2 separate regions of the Homo sapiens genome follow, and region 1 is linked to region 2. The links are chromatin loops, found by intact Hi-C in ENCODE. Cell type or tissue: prostate gland. All regions are shown on one strand. Links, peaks and the distances in the headings refer to the core of each region. The heading gives the core; the rest is flanking DNA. Region 1 overlaps SLMAP (sarcolemma associated protein). Region 2 has its middle 10 kb from the start of FLNB.

Region 1 (5,381 bases), core at 270-5,269, 130 kb after region 2:
TGTTTATTTCGGACAACACTGTCCTTTACTCTCTAAGATACATTCAGCTTATGCTTATTAGATAAGACACACAAAAAATTTACAGTACAAAACCTGTGCTTTTAGTAGCTACATTATATTTAATTTTTAAAATGGGATTCACTGAAAGTATTAGTATTATTAATTTTAACATCTTCAGATATTTAAAAATATTCTCTTACAACTATATTTGGCTCTCTACTATTTAAAGAATAATTTAGTTAAAATTATATAATATGGGTATGGACATTGGTAATACTGGGATACTTGAAAATTGGTTCATTATTATAAGTGATTTGGAATGGAATTAAGTGACGCATCTTATTCCAAAGTCCACCCTTAACTAAGTTTTCGTGTACATCTAGAAATTTATTGCTTAGTTTCTTTTAAAATATTCTATTAGTCACTATCATACCGTAACTCAATATATCACCACCAAAAAAGCAAGCACACAAATAAGGAAAAAATAATTATGGCAAGGAGTTACCTTTAAGTATCTAAAATATTTATTCTTAAAATCAAGGAGTCTTTAACAATTATATTAATACAATATGAAAACAGTCTACTATTATTTTCATCTGAACCAACTGGAACTGGAAAAAAATGAATCAGTAATTTTACAACTCTAAATAGTATAAAGATGGTTCCATGTACATAAAACGATTCTCTTAACTGAAGGAATGAATAGCAGGTTCCCAGCTTGGGTTAATACTAACATTATTAATATAAAATCAAGAGGGTGATGACTGATTGACTGTTTTGTTTTGTTTTGTTTTTTGAGACAAGAGTCTCACTCTGTTGCCCAGGTTGGGGTGCAGTGGCACGATCTGGGCTCATTGCAACCTCTGCCTCCCAGGTTCAAGTGATCCTCCTGCCTCAGCCTCCTAGAGTAGCTGGGATTACAGTAGCGTGCCACCACGCCCAGCTAATTTTTGTATTTTTTGTAGAGACAGGGTTTCACAAAGTTGTCCAGACCTTGGTGGTCTTCAACTACTGACCTCAAGTGATCCACCCGCCTTGGCCTCCCAAAGTGCTGGGATTACAGGTGTGAGCCACTGCCCCGGACATGATTTTTTTTTTTTTGAGACAGGGTCTCACTCCCATCGCCTGCAGTGGCATGATCTCAGTTCACTGCAGCCTCGACCTCCTGGGCTCAAGTGATCCTCCCACCTCAGCCTCCTGAGTAGCTGGGATTACAGGTGTGTGGCCACCATGCGTGGCTAATTTTTGTATTTTTTGTAGAGATAAAGTTTCACCATGATGCTCAGGCTGGTCTGAAACTCCTGAGCTCAAGCGATCTGCTTGATCGCAATGAATATAAACTACACCTTTAAAAATTCTCAAATTTAAATTCCATCAAATTGGAATTTTAAAAAGTCAATGCATTTTACAAAACATACGTAGAATAGTCAAACAGCAATGATTAATGAACATTTTTCTTGAGAGTTTCAAAATTCATTACATATGCAAATAAGGTTTTGACCTTGCAGCTAACATACACACAATTACCTGAGCCTATACTGCCAGCTCTTGATTAAAACCTGACCAAACAAAACCAAACCAAAAAAGAACCAAAAAACCCACCTCCTAACTCTACCAGTTTGATTGCTGCCCAAGAACTATTATGATATCCCTTGATACATGGAAAAAATATTTTGTCTTTTCTTTTCTTTTCTTTTCTTTTTTAAAGACAGGGCCTTGCTCGTCACCCAGGCTGGAGTGCAGTGGCACAATTATGGCTCACTGCTGCCTCAACCTCCTGGGCTCAGCTGACCCTCCCACCTCAGCCTCCCACGTAGTTGGGACTACAGGCGCACACCACAATGCCTGGCTAAGGGAAAAAATATTTAATAAGTTCTGGGTATCAACTCTGATATCTTCGACTAACTTCTGTAGAAAACTGAGATGAAAGGCACATAGATTGGTAAACACAGAAAAGAGTTTAATTTCTACTGTACTCCAAGCACCTAGCGCAGGGTCTGGCACATAGTTGGTGCTCAATTAATGTTAGATGGAAGGGGAGAGAAGGAGAATGACTAGGGATCTTCAAGACTGAAGGATAATAGAGGTCACTGGGTAAAAAGTACCCCGTGTAGTGACAGGAAAACCAATAGTGGCTATATGTTTTTGGCAAGAGAGAACCCACGCTGTCCAGAAAGAAGGGTCACAGAACCAACAACTAATAAAAGATTTTTCTGATGGCAGAAAAAACTGACCCTGTTCTCTCTGATCAATGAAACAGATGGATAAACAAAGTAGTTTCTATGATATGTCCAAGGGCTCAATAAGCTGTTAAATAAACTCGAATGTTTTAAATGGGGGTCAAGTATCACTGGAGGCAGAACTTGATGAAACAAAATGGTAGTACAGCTCTTCGAAAAACAGAGTGGGGAAAAAGATCTATATTATATATTGCTAAAGGTGAACTTAATAATTTTCTGATTTGAGTAATTGAAATTTCCATATAACAAGGGATATCTAAGAATTGATCACAGCATCAACTCTTACAAAATAAAGGAAAGCTTGATTTTTAAATGATGGGGTTCAATGATCTGTGAGAGCATGCTTTTCATTCCAAACACTTAAAACCCTGAACTCCTTATCCTGCTTAAATACTAAAATGATATCATAAAAAGTATATATATATTTAAGTTTTTTACACTACCTTTTTCTGTGCTCCCATTTATTTTAGGTAAGAAGTCATCAACTTGTATCCCTAGGATTAAGACAGTATATCATTGCCTGATCAAAGAAGTATTACTTTAAATGTGGTCTCAAGTGTAACCATGGCATTCTGCATTCCTAAGATTAAGATTGTATAGAACACTTTAAAAGGGATCCTGCTGTTCATGTACTTTTCTTATTTAAATATCCCGAGGTAGAAGATCTCAGAGCAGAAATTTCACTCATCTCAAGGAAAACAATGGTGCCCACTGGTGGCAATCAAGCATATTTTTAAAGAAAATTTTCTAAAAGAATATAGATACTTTATACCTAATACATAAAACATCCCTTAAAAAATGCAGTGTGAGACAGTAAACAAGGTCAAAAGTTTAAGGATAAAATTCAGGTTTAAGTAAGAAATATGGATGCCACCTACCCAAGCTGCTGCATTCTTTAAGAGTTTTCTCCTGAAGATGTTCTAACCGTACTGTAAATAAAAGTCCAAAAAAAAAAAAGATATTTCACAGATAACAAGAAAAAAAATAAAATAAAATCAATTTCTGGATTAGCTACTTACCTTGTAAAGCTGTTAGCCTTTCATTGGTGAAATCATTATCAGCTTGCAAAGCTTCTATTTTTGCCTGGAGCTCCTGTTCTTTTTCTTCCATTTCATCTATTTTATGTTGTAATTCTTTTTTCTCAGCCTGTCCCTTCTGTTGGATTTCCTCTTGTTTTCCCTCTGCTACCTAGAAAAATAAGAAAATTCAGTTATTTAACAAACCTAACTCTGTTTTAAGAGCGAGCCCCAGGAATGCCTTTATTCACTTAAACTTCTAAGAAAAGTTTGTTCTGTAGAAAAGAAATGTTCTACAGAACATTATCTGTAAACCTGACATTTCTTTCTTTCTTTTTTTTTTTGAGATGGAGTTTCACTCTTGTTGCCTAGGCAACCTCCGCCTCCCGGGTTCGAGTGATTCTCCTGCCTCAGCCTCCCAAGTAGCTGGGATTACAGGCATGCGCCACCATACCCAGCTAATTTTGTATTTTTAGAAGAGACGGGGTTTCTCCATGTTGGTCAGGCTGGTCTCGAACGCCTGACCTCAGATGATCAGCCCACCTTGGCCTCCCAAAGTGCTGGGATTACAGGCATGAGCCACTGCGCCCGGCTAACCTGACATTTCTAAACCAGTAAAGATGATAAAGACAAAGGCTTGATGTCAAAAATTATCTGCATTGGGTTATTCCTCCATAACACCCAGGAGAGAGAAACTTGGAGGAAGCAAGTAGGCTCAGTACACACAGAGGTAAAGGGTCAATGTGGAAAAAAAAATCGTATTTTTAAAGAGGGAAGTAAGATTTTTCCCTAAAATTACTATCATTTCAATTTTGAAGTTCTATCATGTTAACATTCTGAAATTTTAAACAAAATTATTTAGTAACGAGATGACAGTACAATCACTATTCAAAAAGACCTCTCTGCCTATAGTTTGGATGTTCGTCCCCCAAGCCTCAATGTTGAAATTTGATCCTCAGTGTTGGAGATGGGGTCTAATGAGAGGTGTTTGGGTTATGGGAGCAGATCCCTCATGAATGGCTTGGTGCTGTCCTCATGGTAATGAGTGAATTCTCACTCTATTAGTCCTATGAAAGCTGGTTTTTAAAAAGAGCCTGGCACCTCTCCCAGACCCTCTCTCACCATGGAACACGTACCAGCTCCACTTTGCTTTCTGCCATCAGTGGAAGCAGCCTGAAGCTTCAGCCTGCAGAACTGTGAGCCAAATAAACCTCTTATCTTTATAAATTACCCAGGCTCAGCTATTCCTTTATAGCAACAAAAATGGACAATGACAATCTCCTTTTAACAAGACCAACTTTGAAAACTATCATAGGTTAACCAACGGAGGTATGCTCTGGTCTTCTCTAACAAACACATATCTTCTAGGCACTCAATCCATAGTTTGAATTAAACCAAGATGGACCTTCACAAACAGTTATAAGATTTTTTTTTTCCTCAGTTATAAGATTCTAAAGGACCAACTAGACATTACCCTATCATTACCCTATGATCTGATCTGTCCTTATCCTAGATGTCTCATAGATAGAGGGAATGGCAGCTAAAGCAGAGTTAACAGCATCCCTGAAAGCTAAAAGGGAGATCATTCCCAGATTCTCTCTGGGCTTGTTCCAGCACAGCACTAAATAGCTGGGCCCTGCCTTTTAGATGGCCTAATGATAAGCAGTTTTAGGTTTTAAAACATCTGAATATCATGGGTTTTGCTGATTCTCATCTACTTCCTGTTATATATTTTAGAAATGTCTATTGTGAAGCACTGACTACATATTCATCCAGAGGAACTATGTCAGCATTTACAGGCTTTCAATTATCTATAGTAATGGAGGTTGGGCTAAATGGAATACAGACACCTTATTTTCACTATAAATTTCAACTGTTACCAAATTTTTACATCAATAACTATTCAGCAATACCTAAAATCTTTTTTTATAGAAATCTTATTTAATATGTAGTACCACCTACATCCTGCTTTCATACTTTCAGCATAATTTAACACATTCAAGGAGACTATGCAAATCAATTCAAAATATCTATCTATACCAGTGGTTTTCAAACTGAATTTTTTTTTTTTTTTTTTTTTTGTGAGACGAAGTCTTGCTCTGTCGCCAGGCTGGAGTGCAGTGGT
Region 2 (5,381 bases), core at 159-5,158:
ATTCATGTCCTCCCCAGGGTGGGGCCCCAGGAGTCCTCACCCCAGGGCGGGGGCCTTCTCAGTTGTAATTTTACACCAATGTCCACACCCTGCCACCAAGAAAGAGAAGCAAAATATAAAGAAGCATATTTCCTTTGCCTCCACCCTGAGAGGAAGGAGGAGCTGGTTTCTCAACAGCTCCCTAGACAGGTGGGTGTGCTCACCCCCCAGCCCCAGTCTGGCTGTGAAGGTCCTGAGACCATCTGGGTAGGGTGCTGGGAGGAAGCCCACTCAGGTGGGAAGAAGAGGAGGAGTGCTGAGAGGGCAGGCCTTCCCCACCAGGTAGCAAAAGATAATGGCATTTTGCAGTTCCAGATTCAAAATGGCGCCACCAGCCAGCCTTGACCTGAGATAAGGCAGGGGCTGCTGGCAGGCAGGCTGCTTGAAGAAGGCATGGGAGTCCGGCCGGGGGGCTCATCCTTGCAATCCCAGCCATTCGGGAGGCTGAGGTGGAAGGATTTCTTGAGCGCAGGAGTTGGAGACCAGCCTGGGCAACATAGTGAGACCCTGACTCAAAAAATAAAAAAGAAGGCACAGGCCTTCACTCCAACCCTCCCACTCTTAATCCAGCAGCCAAGGTGGAGATCAGAAGGGGCAGGGCAGAGCAATTTTCATGACAGCAATTCTCTACTGTCTGTTTATTCACACAGTGGGCTAAGTGATTGTATCTATAGTCTCTCCTTTGATCCTCACAGATGTAAGAAATGCCACACTAAGTATCTTAACATGGGTTATCTTTTTTCTTTTCTTTTTTCTTTTTTTTTTTTTTTTTTTTTTTGGAGACAGGGTCTCACTCCGTCACCAAGGCAGATTGCGAAGGTGTCATGGCAGCTCACTGCAGCCTGGACCTCCCAGGCTTAAGCGATCCTTCCACCTCAGCCTTGTGAGTAGCTGGGACCACAGGTGCACATCACCACCACGCCCAAATATTTGTATTTTTTGTAGAGATAGGGGTCTTTCCATGTTGCTCAGGCTGGTCTCAAACTCCTGGACTCAAGTGATCTGCCTGCCTCTGCCTCCCAATGTGTTGGGATTACATACGTGAGCCACCGCATCCTTTTTTAAATCTCAAGAATACTGTGTGTGTTACTGAGTGTGATACAATAGTCCCCCCTTATCTGTGACACACATGTTCTAAGACCTCCAGTGAATGCGTGAGGCTGCCCACAGTGCTGAATCCTATATTTCCCATGCTTTTTCAATCTGATAACTAAGAGGACCATGAGCAGGTGGCGTAGACAGCATGTGTACACACTGGACAAAGGGATGATTCACGTCCCAGGCAGGACAGGGTGGGACAGGGTGAGATTTTATCACGCTACTCAGAACGGTGTGCAATGTAAAACATGAATTCTTTCTGGAATTTTCCATGTTTTTTTTATTGTAGTTAGCTGTAGCAAACTGAAACCATGGAGAGTGAAACTGTGGACAAAGGAGAACTACTGTACTAACATTATCATCCCTGTAGCACAAGTTGGGAAACTGAGGCTCAAAGAGAAAGTCCCCTATGCAAGCTCCTGTGGGTATTAAGTGTCAGAATCTGAATTTGAACCCTAGTCTAACCGACTCTAGAAGCCAGCTCTGCATCTTGGAGATCTCTTCAATCCTTCAGAACACACAGCCCTAACTGCCCAAAGCACAGCTTACCTTTCTGTGGTAAGAGAATGAAGGCGGCAGCCACCCTTCACTCCACATCTGCGTGTTGTTCCTCAGCAGAGGTGGGGAATCAGGGCCTGCTAAGGGCCTCAACTTCCTCCCACTGGCCCTTCCCAGCCCAAGGTGGAACCCATGGCCAGAGCATGCCTCACACCCCACCTTAGTCTCACTAGAATCTCACATGTGCAATTTGCAAATGAGTGGGCTGTCTTCCTCCACCCAGTCTGACTTTCACTTCTTTAGAAGATTTTTGTGTGACTCTGTTTTATTTTGTTTTAACTGCAGACAAATGCCACAGAGCACTTTTCTGCTAAAGAAAACTGTCTAGCTACTGCTCACCTGGCAAAGCCAGTCTGCCTTCCAACTGGAACAGAGCTTCCCCTTTGCGAATGGCTTTACGCTGACAAAGCCCTTTTCTGTCCTTATCTCATCTACTCCTCCGCCAGCCAGAGTTAGCAGTATTATTCTCAGAGCGCCCGAGAACAGAGTGTTTATTCTTATCCCTATTATCTAAAAGAGTGGAGGCGTTTATGATCACTCATTGAATTGCTATGGAGTGGGGAGAGCTCGGAAAGGTGAAGTGACTTGCTCAAGGTCACACAGTGACAGCATCAGAACTCAACTTTTGCTTTTCTTTCTTTCTTTCTTCCTTTTCTTTCTCTCTTTCTTTCTTTGTCTCTTTCTTTCTTTTTCGTTCTTTTCCTTTCTCTTTTCTTTTCTTTCTCTTTCTCTTTCCTTCCTTTTCTTTCTCTTTTCTTTCTCTCTTTCTCTTTCTTTCTTTTCTTTCTTTCTCCTTCTTTTCTTTCTTCTTTCTTCCTCTTTCTTTCTTTCCTTTTTTTGTTGACAGGGTCTCTGTCACCCAGGTTGGAGTGCAGTGGTACGATCTTGGCTCACTGCAACCTCCACCTCGCAGGTCCAAGCAATTATCCTGCCTCAGCCTCCCAAGTAGCTGGGATTACAGGCACCCACCATCACACCTGGCTAATTTTTGTATTTTCAGTAGAGACAGGGTTTCATCATGTTGGCCAGGCTTGTCTGGAACTCCTGGCCTCAAGTGATCCACCCGCCTCGGCCTCCCAAAGTGCTGGGATTATAGGCATGAGCCACCACGCCCAGCCACCCTTTTGCTTTCTAACTCCAAAACCTATTCTGTAGCACTCCAGAATGTATCTTCAAGGAAGTTTATTGCAGCACTTTTTACAGCAAGCTAAATATCCCTCACTAGTGGACTGATAACATGTGGTCCCACTAGGGCCGGGCGAGGTGACTCACACCTGTAATCCCCGCACTTTGGGAGGCTGAGGTAGGCGGATCACTTGAGGTCAGGAGCTCAAGACCAGCCTGGCCAACATGGTGAAACCCGCCTCTACTAAAAATACAAAAATTAGCTGAGCATGATGGCAGATGCCTGTAATCCCAGCTGTTCGGGAGGCTGAGACAGGAGAATTGCTTGAATCTGGGGCAGAGGTTGCACTGAGCCAAGATAGCACCACTGTACTCCAGCCTGGGTGACAGAGCAAGACTCTGTCTCAAAAAAAAAAAATGTGGTCCCACTAGCAGCCTGGACGTCACCTGGGAGTGTGCAGAATCTCAGGTGCCACCCAGACCCACTGAATCAGGGGCTGCAGTTTAACAAGACCCCTAAGGTGATCCATGTGCTCATTCAAGTTTGAAAGGAGCTGCATTACAGTACATCCATCAGATGGGCTACTTTGGCACTTTTAAAATAATTTTTTTTTTTTTTTTTTTTTAGAGATGGGGTCTTATTATGTCACCTAGGCTGGTCTCCAACTCCTGGGTTCAAGTGATCCTCCCACCTTGGTCTCCCAAAGTGCTGAGATTACAGGGATGAACCACTGCACTCAGCTGTACTTCTTAAAAGAATGTAATGGATCTATATAGGCTTATCTGAATATTTATTGTAAAGCAGGAGGAGGGGAGAAGCAAGTTACAGACCAGCATGAATTTGTATGATTTAATTTGTGTGCACATTTTAGAAACAAAAATAGCAGTTGGGTGCAGTGGCTCACAACTGTAATCCCAGCACTTTGGGAGGCAGAGGTGGGCAGATTGTTTGAGCTCAGGAGTTCGAGGCCAGCCTGGACAATATAGCAAAATCCCATCTCTACAAAAAGTACAGGGCATGGTGGTGTGCACTTGTAGCCCCTGCTACTCAGGAGGCTGAGGTGGGAAGATGGCTTGAGCATAGGACGTGGAGATTGCAGTGAGCTGAGATGAAACCACTGCATTCCAGACTGGGTGACAGAGCCAGATCCTGTCTCAGAAAAATTAAAAGTAAAGTTAAAACAATTTAAAAAGCACTAACAGCCAAGTGTGGTGGCTCACACCTATAATCCAGTGCTTTGGGAGGCTGAGGCAGGAGGATTGTTTCAGCCCAGGAGTTTGAGACCAGCCTGGGCAACATAGCAAGACCCCCATCTCTACAACTACTTGGAAGGCTGAGAGGCTGAGGTAGGAGGATCACTGGAGCCCAGAAGTTTAAGACCAGCATGGGCAACATAGTGAGATTCTGTCTGTAAATAAAAAAAAAAAAAAAGCACTAATATATGTTAATGTATGGATTAATGTATGTTAATGTATGTATGGATTAAGTTGCTCATCAGCCGGGCAGCCTCCCAGGGAACCAGTCTAGGAGGGGAGCCAAAACAGGACTGAAAGAAATGGAAACACGGTGCCAGGTAACTCAGGTTTCCACATGAGGTGGACCTGTAACCCCCGGTGATCAGAGGTATATAGCACCCACTGGGGGAAACGAAAACACCCTCCTCCCCAGCACTAGAGTCCAGCTACAGATTCTCTCAGGACTTGTCAGGTCACGTCAGTTTAGTCTTTGGTCCAGGCTGCATGCTGCGCCCAAGACCTAGTGATTTGTTAGCGCAGCTCCTGATCCTATTCCCTTTAGGACAGCTCCGCCGGGTGCTGTGGCTCATGCCTGTAATCCTAGCACTTTGGGAGGCCGAGGAAGGTGGATCACCTGAGGTTGGGAGTTCAAGACCAGCCTGACCAACATGGAGAAACCCTGTCTCTACTAATAATACAAAATTAGCTGGGTGTGGTGGCATGCCTGTAATCCCAGCTACTCGGGAGGCTGAGTCAGGAGAATCGCTTGAACCCAGGAGGCAGAGGTTGCAGTAAACTGAGATCGTGCCATTGCACTCCAGCCTGGGCAACAAGAGTGAAACTCCTTCTCAAAAAAAAAAAAAAAAAAGGCAGCTCCAAAAAGCTGACTGGCTTGGAGAACTACAATTCCAAGACAATTCCAAATAAGTCAAAAGGCCAGCTTACATTCTGTGCCTGTAATAAATCCTTTATTTTGAAAAGAAAGAGGAATGTTATTTTTCATTAACAGAAAATTGGTTTCTCCACATTCTGCCTAAATACATTTTGAAAAACTATCTTACAAATATCAGGTTGAGGGGATGCCAACTTTTTAGGCTGCCCAGGGCACCTATATGTCTCAGTCCAGTTCTGTACATGGATAAGAAAAAAAATAAACCCTGAAAGGATTTATAGCAGTGGGCCAAGGCAATCATGATGAGGTAAAATGATAAGTTTTACTTTTTTTTTTTCAAGACAGTTTCACTCTGTCGCCCAGGCTGGAGTGCAGTGGCTCGATCTTGTCTCACTGCAACCTCCACCTCCCAGGTTCAAGCAATTCTCATGCC

Evidence for each region. Peaks named below come from ENCODE experiments on the same cell type or tissue, not always from the same donor. Only the 100,000 strongest peaks of a DNase experiment are listed, where the experiment ranks them.
Region 1: a loop joins it to region 2, with 4 times the contacts of the local background. A loop is called at or near these places in 12 of 110 quality-filtered maps.

What each region holds. Positions count from the first base shown.
Region 1 is chr3:57,862,595-57,867,975 of GRCh38, reverse strand. SLMAP (sarcolemma associated protein) reads right to left here. Exons shown (of 25, transcript NM_001377540.1): 11 at 3,260-3,428; 12 at 3,119-3,169; 13 at 2,684-2,734. Among named protein-coding and RNA genes, the nearest start is that of SLMAP, 110 kb to the right of the region's middle. In prostate gland, for the core only: a CTCF peak has its summit at 2,932 (motif pointing left); a DNase peak (open chromatin) is centred at 2,944.
Region 2 is chr3:57,995,539-58,000,919 of GRCh38, reverse strand. No RefSeq gene overlaps it. Among named protein-coding and RNA genes, the nearest start is that of FLNB, 10 kb to the left of the region's middle. RefSeq lists an enhancer at 2,528-3,103. In prostate gland, for the core only: no CTCF peak of the experiment used is centred there; a DNase peak (open chromatin) is centred at 2,109; H3K27ac peaks cover 2,389 bases.